Regions from separate parts of the Homo sapiens genome. Here all the other regions are linked to region 1. A link is a loop called in an ENCODE intact Hi-C map of the cell type or tissue named here. Cell type or tissue: GM12878. All regions are shown on one strand.

What was found. A loop is a pair of places that touch in the nucleus more often than their neighbours do. Peaks named below come from ENCODE experiments on the same cell type or tissue, not always from the same donor. Only the 100,000 strongest peaks of a DNase experiment are listed, where the experiment ranks them.
Region 2: it touches region 1 in a loop (2.8-fold over the local background); 4 of 110 quality-filtered maps call a loop at or near these places.
Region 3: it touches region 1 in a loop (22-fold over the local background); 43 of 110 quality-filtered maps call a loop at or near these places.

Annotation. Positions count from the first base shown.
Region 1 is chrX:112,639,719-112,644,718 of GRCh38, forward strand. All of the region lies in intron 3 of LHFPL1 (LHFPL tetraspan subfamily member 1), which reads right to left. Among named protein-coding and RNA genes, the nearest start is that of LHFPL1, 38 kb to the right of the region's middle. RefSeq lists enhancers at 1,830-1,879, 4,348-4,397. In GM12878, a CTCF peak has its summit at 2,822 (motif pointing left); DNase peaks (open chromatin) are centred at 1,836, 2,824 and 4,143; H3K4me3 peaks cover 248 bases; H3K27ac peaks cover 2,496 bases.
Region 2 is chrX:112,054,131-112,059,130 of GRCh38, forward strand. The region is part of intron 1 of TRPC5 (transient receptor potential cation channel subfamily C member 5); the gene reads right to left. Among named protein-coding and RNA genes, the nearest start is that of TRPC5, 26 kb to the right of the region's middle. In GM12878, no CTCF peak of the experiment used is centred here; a DNase peak (open chromatin) is centred at 2,951.
Region 3 is chrX:111,867,260-111,872,259 of GRCh38, forward strand. All of the region lies in intron 3 of TRPC5 (transient receptor potential cation channel subfamily C member 5), which reads right to left. Among named protein-coding and RNA genes, the nearest start is that of TRPC5OS, 6.4 kb to the right of the region's middle. RefSeq lists a silencer at 1,541-1,590. In GM12878, a CTCF peak has its summit at 2,499 (motif pointing right); DNase peaks (open chromatin) are centred at 1,802 and 2,672; H3K27ac peaks cover 784 bases.

The sequences.
Region 1 (5,000 bases):
CCTGAGTTTTAGCTACTCTGCTCATCTTCCATGTCTCAGGCCAAGTTAAATTGTGCTTCTAGGTCTTTCTCCAGATTTACCTTTAGCTGCCTCTGAAAAACACTTCTGGGTCACCCCGTGTTGCCTTTTATACAGCCTGTCAGCTACACCTGGAGCAGATTCTCAGAAGAGCTTTGGGCGCTCTCCTCAAGGAGACGGGTTAAAACCCATCTGACCAAATATTGGATGTATTCGATTCAGCGCTAGCTCTTGAGGACACTTAGCCTCTAGGAAATTGGTTCCTCTCCCCTAACATCTGCTCAGTAGTCCTCTGCTTGCTTCCACTTGAACTTTCTCAGCTAAATAAGTCAGTTACTGGAATAGTAATAGCTAATATTGGTTAAATGTTTCTATATGCCAGTCACTATAGTAAGCTCTGTAAACATATTGTTTTCTCATAGGTAAGATCAACAAACTAGATGAGTGAAAGGGAGCCAGAAGCAGAAACGGGACAAGGAAATAGACTATTAGTGTGACAAGCGCTCCGATATGGACTGCCACAAGGATATAGGTGAGAGATATCAAATCCAGTTGAAAGGAGCTGGGGAGTTTTCAGGGAAAAATAAGAAGTTAGCTAGGTAAGGAAGGGAAGAAGGGCATTCCCAGCAAAGGGAGTAACACATGCAAAGTTGCAAAGGGGTGGAGGAACATGGTATTTTCGAGGTGGCTGGGCAAGAGAAGAAGACAGGGTGGTGATGGAAGTGATAGCCAGAGTCCCTGTAGGCCTTGCTAAAGAATCTGGACTTTATCCTGAAGGCAATGGGGAACCACTGCTAAAGAAGGATAATGACATCAGATTTGCATTTTAGAAACATCAGTTTGTCCACAGGATGGGAGATAGATAAAGGCGTTGATGTGCAGTACCTTTGTGGAACAGGGAGAGAGAGAGTCAGGGGCTATTTTCAGTAACCTAGATGAGAACTTACATAAAGAGAAGGAAGATAGATTCTAGAGTTCTCATTGTGTGTCTTAGCGTAACAACAGTAATTTACTCCTTCTGACGACACTACACATTTGTGATTGACATCATTATGGCTGCTTTTGTTAGATTCCATCTGTGTGTGTGTGTGTGTGTGTGTGTGTATGGATCATGTCTCCTCAAATTAACTACAGGCTTGTTGAAGACTATATCCTTAAATTCTTTGTAGTTTTTACAATGCCTTATTCAGCATCTTGAATACAGTGAATGTTCAGAATATGCTTTTTGAGTGACTGTTATTAATTTTTGACATAATCCTTGAACATTCAAGAATGCTAGAAAGCCAGACCCAGTGAGCTGATTTACCTCAGGACTCAGAAGTGCATGTTCCCTCATTCTAGCCATTAAATTAGCCCCATACCAGCAATGCCAGCTTTGAACATTAGCTATTTCCATCCATGCTTTATCAGCCAACGGATATACACCACAGAGACTTTTCCAGGTCCAAGGTTCCTGGGTAATGACAAATGCCACAAATAATACCACCCAATATGAGTTTAGTACTTTATCATTTTTAAGGTATTTTGTGATCCATTATCTCATTTATTTATTTTTCATTTGTTTTATTCATTCGTCAAGTCCCAGCCAGAGGCAGGAATTATTATAGAGGAAAGAATCGAACAGCCAGATAAAGTGTCTGACCAAGGTCCCCACTTAGAGAAAATAGAGACTGAGCCCAGGTCTGTGTGTGCTCAGGAAGTCAGTGTGGTACAGGGAGAAGAGTCTGGGATGAGAGTTACAGGGAACTGTGCTAGAAATCACGTCCTTTCACAAAATGAACCTGTGAGGCAAGCCATTTCTCCTTTCTGTGTTTCAGCTTCTCCGTGAGTAAAATGGAAGTGATACCACCTATCTCACAGAGCAGCTCTGAAGGCCAAAAAGATGACACATACAAAGCACTTAGCACCATGCCTAGAATAATTAATACTTCTCAGATCCTCTTTATCTCAGCTCAACACACTCCCAACTGGTCCAACAAGTTCCCAAAAGTGTCTGAGAGAGCTGTAAAATACAGATTCCTAGGCTCCACTCCAGATCTACAAAATTAGTATGTCTGGGGAGAAGGCCCAGATGATTCTGATACACATTTCCATGGGGAACCACTGGATAGGACCATATCATTAGCCCACATCAGTCTAACTTTCAGAGGAAAAGCAAGAGGAATCCACATTTTTTGGAAACCTACACTGTGCTTGATGCAGTGCTAGCAGCTTTCACTTGAAAGATACATTTGTCTCTTTCTCATAATTTCTCACAGTTCACCAGGGTGAGGCTAGGTGACAATGATTTGAAAAAGTTATATGACACAGAACACAGATATAACATATATTTTCATCCCTGTAACTCTAGCCTCGCCAGGGAATTGCTCCTGGGATTACAGTTGACCCTAGTTTTCCTCCTGGTTCCTGCGTTTGAAACCCATTTCACTTTATTAAAAAACCTTCTATATTGTCCAACCTATACTAATAACAATAGTAATACTATCAGTTAATGTCAGGCCAAGCAGCTCATGCCTGTAATCCCAGCACTTTAAGAGGCCGAGCTGGGCAGCTTAGATGAGTCCAGCAATTTGAGACCAGCCTGGGCAACATGGTGAAGCCCCGTCTCAACAAAAAATATTAAAAAAAATAAATAAAAATTTATATTTTTTGTTGAGACGGGGCTTCACCATGTTGCCCAGGCATTAACTGGAAGAAACAGAAACAAGGAATTAAGTGTGTTCACATTCTTTGATCTAAGGACTAGAGGCAGGACTGAGAAAGCAGCAGAGAATGAATTCACCTGACTTTACTGCCATCGTGTGGTCGTCTCATGCATAGACAACTGGCTCACAATTCTGCATTCATTTTTCCAGTCATTGAGCCTACTAGGCCCTCTGCAAGGCAATGTGAAAATAAGGCCAATTGAATCAGAAGACCTGACCTTGAGGCTATTGTAACAGCCTTGCTTTCCTCTGGAGTCACCAAGCTGGAAGTCACCTTAGTCACCAACTACTCCAGGGGTGAGCACCTCATTCTCATGCAGACTATGTCAGAAAAGATAGAAATGTTTATAAGCACCGTCATTATTTTTCTATTCAAAATGAAAGTAGCTTAGTGGCCTATGGGATGTATAGAGTCTCATTACTTTAAGCACCTCACTATTTTTAATAGAAGATGATCAGTGAGAAAATCTAATGGTAAATTAGCTTTCTAATCTGTTATGCCTTGTACCTGTAGAGCATTGTTTTCATAAAGCACATTTATCTGCATGTTGTCATGTTATGGCCAAAACAATTTTGGAAGGTAGGTATATTAGTCCATTCTCATGCTGCTATGAAGAAATACCTGAAACTGGGTAATTTAAAAAAAAAAAAAAAAAAAGCCGGGCGCAGTGGCTCACGCCTGTAATCCCAGCACTTTGGGAGGCTGAGACGGGTGGATCACGAGGTCAGGAGTTCGAGACCAGCCTGACCAACATGGTGAAACCCTGTCTCTACTAAAAATACAAAAATTAGCCGGGCGTGGTGGTGCATGCCTGTAATCTCAGCTACTCAGGAGGCTGAGACAGAAGAATTGCTTGAGCCTGGGGGTCAGAGGCTGCAGTGAGCCGAGATCGTGCCACTGCACTTCAGCCTGGGCTACAGAGCCAGACTCCGTCTCAAAAAAAAAAAAAAAAAAAAAGAAAAAGAGGTTTACTTGACTCACAGTTCCACATGGCTGGGGAGGCCTCAGGAAACTTATCATCATGCCAGAAGGCACCTCTTCACAGAGCAGCAGGAGAGAGAATGAGTGCAAGCAGGGGAAATGCCAGATGCTTATAAAGTCATCAGATCTTGTGAGACTCGCTTATTATCATGAGAACAGCATGGGGGAAACTTTCGCCATGATTCAGTTATCTCCACCTAGTCCTGCCCTAGACACGTGGGGATTATTACAATTCAAGGTGAGATTTTGATGGGGACACAGAGTCAAACCATATCAGTAGGTATTATCATCCTCACTTTAGTCGTGGGGAAACAGGTTTAAAGAAGTGAAATTACTTATCTATGGTGATACAGTCAGATAGCAACAGAGCCACCCTACAATTTGTTCGTTCCATTCAGTGCAACACTGAGCATGCCAAGCACTACGGACGTGCGGTTGAAATCATGTCCTGTCACAAACTTAACCTCTGGGGCAAGTCATCAAACCTTTTTGAGTTTCAGCTCCCCATGAGTAAAACAGAAGCGATACCAACTACCTCCTCACAGAGCAGCTGCTTAAGTTGCCTTTTAACTGACTGATTCCCCCACTGCCTGCTCCAGCTCAGCACAGCTTCTTCTCTGGCTGGATACTCCTCTCTGTGTGGGCTAGATGGGCAACTAAAAAATCTTAAGCAACACCTAAGCCATGGATTTTCAAGGACTGCCTGCCAGGGCATTCTAGCTGATGCTGCAGGAAAATTGTGAGGGGCGGATGGCCTCCTATGGATGAGTTGCTTTGGACAATCCCTTTGGCCAATCTCTGGCCCCTCCTTCCATGGGTGGGTATTACTTTCTTTTTTTTTCTTTTCCTCTATAACTTAATCTTGATGGGGTGGGTATTACTAAAAAGCTCCTCTCCTCTAGAAGGGATGCCTTAAGTAGATTGCTTTAGTTTTTATTGTACATTTTTAACATATACAATATGATGTTTTTATATACCTATAGTGAAATGATTACTACAGTCAAGCAAATTAGCATATATTTCTCCTGTTTGTGTGTGTGTGTGTGTGTGTGTGTGTACACATTAAGAGGACCTGATATCTGCTCTTCTGTTATTTAAATACAAAATAGGTAGACGTGAAATTAGATCAAAGACCTCACCATAAAAGTAGGCATATCACAACACAGGGAGCTAGGCATGTATCTGGGGCCTCTGAGTACTTATCGATCTAGTCCAATGCTCTCTATGTGAAAACAAGGAAACTAAGGGTCAGAGTGCCAAAGTGAGGTGCCCAGGCAAGCTTAGGAAAATCAAAA
Region 2 (5,000 bases), 590 kb before region 1:
TGATTGTGGTACAAAGATGTTATAACACTTTGAGGTGATGTGGGATTAGAAAGTAGGCAAGGTGGAGCAGAGGAATATGGAGAGTACCTCTTTGGGGCAATGTGTTCTGAGCAGAGCCTTGAAGGGAGTGATGTGGATTGGTAGTGGAAGGGGATGAATTGTCAAAGTAGGGGATTATCATATGTTAAAGAATACTAAAAGGAGGGAATGTGTTGTGGTTGAAGGGCCCAAGGAAACATGGTAGCACACCAAGATGAGGTGGTTGCAGTTAGGGTGCTGGAGGCTGGACAGAGGATGTAACTCAATAGGTAATAGGGAGCCACTCTACAATACTGCAAGAGAGAGGGTCAAGATGTGGGTAAACATACTACATAACTATAGTTATGAACATGGTATACATGGCAGTTCTCAAAACTGCCCTAAAAAATACAGATACTCTGGTGCCATGTTCCAAAATTCTGATTCATGGGGTGGGCGTGAGAGAGGTGGGTATAGAGATTGAATAGTGACATGTGAGAGAGGTGAAGACCACAGCCAGAACTAGAGATCTGAACCCAAAAGTCTACCTGTCTTTAAAGCCTATAGAACATAACCACTCTGCTATTTATGACATTTCTCATACTGTCACCTCCTCTTGAGAAGCCCTCTCTCTCCATCTCCTTGAAAATCCTCCCCATTATTCAGCGTTCAGCTTAGATATAGCCTCCACTGAGAAGTCCTCCCTGGTTCATGTTTTCCTCCTAACTGCTGTAATGTCTCCTGTAGTTACCATAGGACAGGATATGAGGAAACTTGAGGACTCGAGTTCAGAGGGGAATTGGAGGAACTAAGCCAGTCACATGTCATGAACAATATGGGAAGGATCCTAAGGGAAGCATGGAAATTCCAGAATAAGGAGGGGTTGATGAAATTATCCTCATGCCTTCATTTACTCTCCTCATATTAAAATATATTGCAGTTTGTGTGTGCCTGCTTATGTGAAATTACATATTATACTGTCTAGTTTTAATTAACCTAATCCTCACAAATGAGCAAGTAGTTTGCAATTTTTCATGCAAGTAAATCAGGGATTGAGGAGAAACTTAGTGTAAGCACAAGAAAATAATAAGGAAATGGCAGAGCTAATGCCATTCTGCTTCTAGAAGGTTCTACTCATAGGATGAGCTCTTTGTTAGCCACATTACCAAGTCAAAACAGCACAATTCCAATTAATAAACTGATAAGAAGTAGGCGAAACAGATTTGCTGCAAGTCTTTGTGAGGTATCTTTTTTTTTGGCGGTGGGGGGTGGCTGACAGCCATTAATTCCAAGAATTGAAATTGCTGAATTTAGAATCAGGACTTCAGATTACTGCATTATGAAAGATTGAAGTTTTTTATAACAAATGAAGCTTATTAAAGAACATTTCTCTCTCTAAAGACATTAGTTTAATGTTAATTTTTTAGTGAAAGCCAAAAAGATTTTCAGACTATAATATATTTATTATATATTATTTTTAAATATGGTTAATTTCATCCTTATTACATACTTTAAATTTTCCTTTTTGCCTGTGTTAAAGGAATTTTGTGTGTTTCTAGTACAGTAGCATATGTTTAGTTATAAATATATGTTTATACATGATATACATTATTACATTTATATAATTTATATATATATATTTGTACATATATTGGGAGGGTTTTTTTAGTAATTGAGTTAGAAATCAAGAAAACTTGAAAGTCATTGCATTAAACAACTGCACAGTTGTAGTAAGGGGGAGGGAGAAATTGTACCACACATTGAAAGGGCTTTTTCTGTCCAGAGATACACAAGAGGCAACCACCAATTGAGCCTATTTCAGGAGTGGGAGAGGATTCAAAGTATATTGGAGCATCAAGATAGGGTGAAGTAGGAAGTTGCAGTGATACCTGTGAGGTGGGGAGCCAAGAATATAGTGCTGCTACTAATCCATATTGACCCTTTTCACAAAGTAGAGAAAGGCACATCTTCCTTTGAGCAGGTGCAGCCCTAAATCAGGGTGCATAGCTTGGTAAGTCTGTGCAGTGGCTCAAGTTGGGCCCCCATTCACCTCCATCAGTGGACACTCTCATGCAGTGCGTGGCCTGCACAATTGTATACAGTGGCCCTGCATGAGAATGCTTAATAGAGCTACCTTAAAAGTCTCCCCGTGTGATTCTGATAACAAGCCAAGGTTGTGAATTACTGGGATACATGTTTACTTATTTACTCTATAAACTTCGTAGAATTCTTAAAAGAAATGCATTTTAAAAAGTGGTCTGTAATTCTGACATCTCACTAAATCAAACATGCTTCCACACCAAGGAGTTCGATTTAGGGAATATTTAGAACCAATTATCCAGCTGTGTGATACTGAGATAATCACTTTCCCTCTCTGAAGCCTCAGTTTCTTCAGTTATAAAATGAAAGGAGTTGAATTAGATGATCTGGAAGGTCCTTTCCAGCCATAGCACCGTATGTTCTATGCATTTTGCTGCTTAGCAATGTATGAAAATTCTCTGCCAGGCAGCCTGTGCAGCTACATTTTACTGGCTGGTTTTGGCTCATTTTCCTAAGAGGGTTGAAGGCATATGTTCACTCTAACTCTGTTTTTAGAGAGGGGCCATTTTTACCATTAACTGCACTGTCTTCTTCTTGCCAGTGTCTAGCAGGCATCTCTAAAGTGGGGTAGCGGCATAGGCAGCATTTACAGCCAACCATTGAGTGGCAATTTCAATTGTTTGATTTTCCTTCCTATGACTACATGCTTAATTGAATATCACATTTACTCATATATCTTGTAAATTATTCAGAAAACATTTTCTTCCTTGGCTGCTCCTGTAGATAGCTGTGCAACCAAAGGTCTGGCTTCAGCAATTTTAAGGCTTGATCAGAGCAGCTGAAGATCTGTAAACACTGGTTTTTGAATCTTTTCACTTTCAGTCACGAGGGTCATTAGATCTCCTTTAGACGCTCTGCCTAAATGCTCAGAAGAGTTTCTGCTTCAGCTGACAAGCATTAAAGCCTAATTGCAAGGCAAAAATATAGTGGGAGAAACAGTGTTTTCTTCTCAAAATTGGGGGAGGGAAGGGAAATGTGGGCAGATAGGCAAATCAAGTAAGTTTTGTCTTCCCATCAATGACTGATTTAATAAAGATTTGTAACCAATCAACTAGCTATGTGACCCGGGAAAAATGACTTTCTCTTTAAACCTCAGTTTCCTTAGTGGTAAAATAAGTTTGTTTGGCTTCAAGGGACTCAAGAAATGTATACAGCACAATTAAAGGGATGTTTTTGCTTACACTTTTTTTATTATTATTCCTGGAGACAGAAATATGAACCTCCCTTCAGGTAGTTCAAGCTTCATATAGTGCAAGCTTTTCCCTGAATTACCAAACTTAGTCATCTTATTTTCAAAACAGAAATGTGTGCTGAGTTTCTACAGCTTTTATTGATTCCACGTTCCTATGTGTCTAATCACACTGCCAGAAAATCTTCCCTTTTACCCCATTCAATCATCTCCAGCTACAATTAACACTTATTTTCTGTGCATAACTAACTTGTCCATAACTGAGATCTCAAATAGATGATCATCGTTTCCAGATGGATTCAAAGAGCTGGTGATTGACTAGACCAGTGGTTCTTAAGCAAGTTTCTTAGTGGATAAATGAATCCTTAAAGGAGCTTATTAAAATTCAAATTTCTGGTCCCCACTACCACAGATTCAGATCCAGTGGGTTTGGGTGAGGCCTAGGAATCTAATATTTTAGCAAGCACCCAAGATGGCTTCATTTCAGGGGGCTAGTGGTCCACTGTTGGAGAAACATTTTATTCAAAAGATGGTAATGGAGAGAGACCACCACCTATGCCTGTTCTTGCTTGCCCTTTCTCTAGCCCTGGGTCTATTCTTGTTTCTGCTCTCTGTGTAGTGTCTTTGTGAGAGAAGGAGGGACAGTGATTGCAAACTCTGTTTTCTTCAGACTTACAAAGGTAAAGTGATTTCTCCAGAGCCCCTACCCAGTGAAGAAAGAATAATATTAGAGTTTTCTCTCCTAACTTGGAGCTCGTCACCTAGGCTTCAGAGCAGACTTACCCTGACATTCAGTATAACAGGCCAGGATGAGAAGCAAGCCAAAACTAAACTCAGTGTTTTTACTCACCAGCTGGTTTGTGTGATTCCAATGACCAGTGTCAGGTTTGATGGTGAACAAAAGGAAACACTTGATAAATAACAAATTATTCTCAGATGCTTGTTGCAGCTTTCACTCTAAAGGAAAATCTCTACTGTCCCCTAACAGCTGGTGTGAGCAGATAAGCTGGGGGCATTCCATGCCTCTGGTGTCATAGGGTTAAGAAACCAAGAAATAGCAGAGGAAAGCGTCACTCTCAGTCTTGTGGACTAAAAGTATCTAAGGCATATGTAGGATATTATTCCCTTATACCAAGATTTAAATAAAAAGAAGCATCAATTAATCTTGAATAAAAGGTTGTACTACCAAAAAAATGCTTGAAACATCTTGCCATATACTCTCATCATCCCATTTTACAGAGGATACTAAGACTCAGAAAAGCGATGTGACTTGCTTAAGATTTCTTCAAATCTTTAAACAGTGAGCATCAACTTTATTCTTATTCTTAAAAGCTTTTAAGAGGAAAGCATTTTAATAATCTTTTTGAGTACTCATTACATAATAGGCACTGTTCTATGTGCTTCATATTTAAGCCCCACAACAATACTATAGGGTGGATCTTATGATCTTCATCTTACAGATGAAGGAACTAAGTACAGAAAAGTTAAGCAAATTGCCCAAGGCCTCACAGATGACCTTAGAGTTGGAATTAGAAGAACCCAGACAGACTGGCTCGAGAGCCTCTGGGTTTAACCACTAGGCTTCCTGTCTCTCAAACACAACAGGTAGGATTACCAAGATACTCTTTATCAAACTCTCTCCATCATGTTAATTCCATTCTCAAAAAGTGACATTGAATTCTGATTTAACAAT
Region 3 (5,000 bases), 770 kb before region 1:
TATAAAAGAAAGGACAGAATAAAGGACAGTCATTCAATCTGGATCTATTTAGCTTTAGGAAAAGCTCACTGCTTTGTCATGAGGCACCACACTTTGGGATCTTAGAGCATTCAGAGATGGAAAAAATCAGCAGGCACTAGAGTCCTAAGAAAAGGCTGCGGTGAATAATGAAATCAGAAAATCACTTCCTTCTGGAAGCCCTCCCTGATTGCTTCAGCCAGAGGTGTGACCTCTCTCCTTGAGCTCATACCACTTTGCTTTTTCCCTGTGGTACCTCTCAGAGCCTACCTTGTGTTACATGTACTTCTATGTAGAATCAGTGACTCAGCCTTCTTAGTAGACGGTAAGCTTAGGAAGTGGAGGAACACTTCTATATATGTCATTTCTTACCCCCAAAGGTCTTTGCAGGCATTTACTGTTTTTGTTAAAGTGAAAAAATTCTTCATTCCGTCCCTGCTAAAATTTACACCTGAATGTTTAACGCCTAGTGGGCATTTCTCTTCGGCCGCTAAAACATATTTCAAACACATAATCCACACACAACTCTTCCCCGCCGTAGCATCCCCAAACCCACACACACGTTTCTCTTTTCACCTTGCAGTCTATATGTCCTTAAATTATTTCTCTAATAGAAGTTTTAATAGTCATAGATAAAATGTACACAGAACCTTCTAAGTTTTGGATACTTTTAAAAGCAGTTTATATGTATTAACAAACCTAGGAAGTTTGTACTATTATTACATCCATTTTACAGATGAGAAAACTGAGGCTCAGAGAGGTTAAATAGTAATAATAACAACATCTAACATTTGAGTGACTACTGGATGTCAAACATTGTACTTAAGTGCTCATTTAAGAATAATGAGGTACAGATAGACCTCCCTGATAATTAATTGAGTCACCACTCCTTGAGGAGGCAATGAAAAAAAAGGGAAAGTCCCCTCATAGAAGCAGAGGATCTGGTCGTGGGGATGGGCTTTTGAGAAATAAGCCAGGCTGTGAGGTAGAGAAAAGCCACAGCAGTAAGCTTCCAGTGGCTCCATTAGGAATGGACAATGGTCAGAGGAGAAATATCTTTGTTACCCTGCTCAGTCCACCCTGTTCCCTGCTGGGAAAGCTATCAGCAAGAAAAGCATTAGGATAAAAACAAGTCAGTTTCACAGTTAAGTCACCTAACTGGTTATTTTCAGATTATTTTAAGTTTTTAGGTGTGTACAAAAAAGTGCAATAGGTGAGACTGAAAGAAAAGTCACCTTGACACATGTTTAATATTCAGAGGTTTATAAAGCAGTATAGGTCTGTGGTTCTCTAAAGTAATTGGCAATGAGTTATGTTCCCATGTTTCCTAAAAGAAATCAGCTGACTTTGAGCTGGGAGACTTACAGCTGTAAACACTTCTTCCTTTAGTCCATTTAGAGGAAAAGAAAATTTGAAGGGTGAGAATGAGTCGTCCCCTATACCAGAGGAGAAGGTGAGGATCAGGAAGAAACAGCAGTTACTGGCTATAGTAAGATCTGAGGTAAGGGCCTTTCTGGGAGGTTTGAAAAAGTCTACTGATCTTTTAAGAACTGCATCCTACTCCCTTCAGTGAATGGCTGCACATAGAAATGGGCCCAATGTGTACTGTGTTAGATTTCAGTTCTTCAGAAGATAGTCCGGTTGTGTGTTAAGGATGTGTTTAAAAACCCGCCTCTACAGGAATGACCCTCAAGAGAATGAGTTTTGTTTTTAGTTGCCAATCAAGCTGGGCTCTGAAGAGGAGAAAAACGCCCAAAAGGGGAAATCAGTGGCAATGCAAAAGTTCCCGAAGAGGAAGAAATGTTCAAGCACCTTTCTTCCCTCACCATTGTAGTGAGCTTGCTGAGTCATACTTTCATTAAGCAGTGCAGCATTTTTTTTTTTTTTTTGTAAACCACTGCAGCAGACATTTGAGATCAAGAAATAGGTTTTGACAAAAGTTTAGGTCCAGATAATGATTGGAAATAGCCCCTACCTTTTACATGTACTCTCTGTCTAGCACAGTTTAATATTTAATCACTCAGATCACTAATCCATGGCTAGTTTTATTTTTTAAAAAGAAGATATGTTCTTACCCAAGGATTACTGAGACATTTTGTTCTAAGCTGGCTCTGTTGTTGCAATTAGCTAGCAGACTTAGTTCCCAAGCTGGGCTGCCAATATCAATGGCAACACAGGTGCAGACTCACAAAATCAGTCAACTGGAAGCCCTATCTTTCATTTCAAACTAGGGCTAAGCCTCACTACTTAGAACTAAATGGAGGAAGGTGAGGCTAGGTTGAAGGAGGAGGTTGAAAACTGTTTTAGAACGCATATTTTTTTAAAGTATAATTTTCCATTTGCAAGTGCATACAGCAGTCAGAATTAGCCCAATGGGGTTTCCTGGCAGATGTTATAATTCTGTGTTGGCGGTGATGGACTCTAAAAAGAACTAGTGCAACAGAATTAAGACTAATGCAATGGCTTATCCTAGCCATGAGATGGCAGCAGAGGGTGGTAGGAGCTCACTGCCTACTACAGAGGAGAGTTCTGGAAGTAAAGGGGAGTCTGTGTTGGAAAGCTTCTTACCAGGAAGGAAGAAAGTGACATAGCATGTCAGAGCAATTGAACAGGAGAGGCTGGAAACTCACTAAAGCCAAGTAAGAAATCATAGAAAGTGTGGTTAGGTCAGCTGTGGGTTGCAGTCCTACTAGTTTAAATCAGGACACTAGAGGGGAAATACCTTGAAGAATAAATATATCAAAGCAGAAAGCATGCTAATGACCTATGAAAGACAGCAGAGGGGAAATCTAATGAAAGCTCAAGAGGCAAGGCATTGTGATGGGATAATTCTTTGAGAGGTTGTTGCTCTTTGGGAGCTGAGTCCCCATGAAGTACCAAGCCCAGTGCTGGGAGGATGCTATAGGTCCAGTGGTCCACAATCCCTTTTACAAAACTCTTGGGGACAGATTTGTTTTGGAATTCTAAATTTGTCAGATTTTAGAACAGTAATATGCTGTCTATGCCATATATTAGATAACACTCCCAGTGAGGTTTCAGGCAGCACCCATAATTAGAGTTCCAAAATTTAGCAAATAAAAATACAGGATGCCCAATTAAATTTGAATTTCAGCTAAACAGCAAAAATGTTTTAGTATAACTAAATGCCCCTTATAATTTTGGGACATGCTTATACAAAAACATTATTCATTATTTATCTGAAATTTAAATTTAACTATGTCCTATGTTTTATCTGGCAACCCTACTATAATCAAACACAATAAATTTTCAGCAGTGAAACCTGGGCATGCTTAGATGCAATGGGATAAATAAACACCATAAATTGCCTCCCATCAGTGCATGTCAGGTTTTGCTGCCATATGAGAGGTTTGATAGGGAATTTATTTTTAAAAACTTTGGTTTTCAGAACTTGGTGGGCTTGGTGATCATGATATCTCCCCTGCCAGGTGAGTATTGCTCACCTGCCAGGTGGGTTTTGGAATTTTGGACCTGTAATTGTCCAATAAATGTTTTTAAAGTGAGAAATCCACAATGAGATATGTTCATACCTTCAGTGTGTCCAGTTTTTAAGGGTCAAGGTCCCTCATTTTTTTTCTTTCAAGACACAGGATGTGGTCAGGTACTGCAGATCCTGAAGGGTTGGGGTATGTGGAAGACAAAGTGAGGTATACTCAAGTAGTTTTTACATTTATAGGAAAGCTTGGCTGGAGGGTTTAATGACCTGCTGTGGGCTGCCCACTTCCTTTCAAATCTTCAGGATGAAATCAGAATGAAGGAGGTGGAGGAGACTTAATCCCTAGCTATACCAAAGAACACATTTTGAAAATGTATACTGTACATTGAACTCTGACTCTGGCTTGGTCTCTCATTTGTGGAGTGGGACTTGGGGCAAGCTTTTGTGTTTGGTCTTTATCTATGTAATGGTGGTGTTGCCTATGCCTGTCTTCCTCACAGGACTGTTGTGAAGATCAAATGCATCAGGGATGGGAAAGTGCTTTGAAACATTCTCAACACCAAATAGATGGAAGCAGGCATTTTCATGCATTTTTTTTTTTATCATAACAGGATAATGTGGGCTGCATGCTCAAAGATGTTTCTAATAAGGTAGTGTGGTAGGGTTAGGAGATTGGTCTCTGCAGTCAGACAGACTGACCTGGGGTTCACATTCCAGCCCCACCACTCCCTGGCTGGATTACCTTGGGCAAGTTACTTAACCTCTCCAGCCCTCAGTTTCCTCATCGGCAAAATGAGGATTACAATAGTAACTCATGGCATGAGGTCATTATGAGGATTAAGAGAGTTAATTAAATGCCTGGCAACTAGGAAGCCAGTGTTATTATTTTTCATGATGGATTACTATAGGAACTAAACAAGAAAGCACTCAATAAATGTTAGTTCTTTTCATCATTATGACTTACGAGATGTAGAATTGTCACTTCTGGATATGTAGTCTTGAAGTGACTGTATATGTGATTTGACACACTCTATGTGCTATGGTTTGGGCATGGTTTGTTTGTCCCCACTAAAACTAATTTTGAATTTGATCCCCAGTGTGGTGGTATTGGGAGGTAGGGCCTAGTGAAAGGTGTTTGGGTCATGAGGGTGTAATCCCTTATGAATGGCTGTTCTTGCAGGAGTGAGTTCTCATTCCTGTAAGACTGTATTAGTTCTCGCAGGGATGGATTTGTTTCCTTGAAAGTGAGTTGTGATAAGGCCAGGATGCCCCTCAGGCTTTCCTTTCCTCACACCTGTCTGCTTTGACTTTGACCTTCTCTGCCATGTTGTGACACAGCACAAATGCCCTCTCCAGAAACCAGGGCCATGCCCTTGAACTTCTCAGCCTGCAGAACTGTGAGCTAAATAAACCTCTATTCTTTATAAATAACCCAGTCTCAGCTATTTTTTATTAGCAACACAGAATGAACTAGAATACCTAGTTCATGCCTAGACAGAGTTTGCATGCATCAGCACTGTTTCCATTA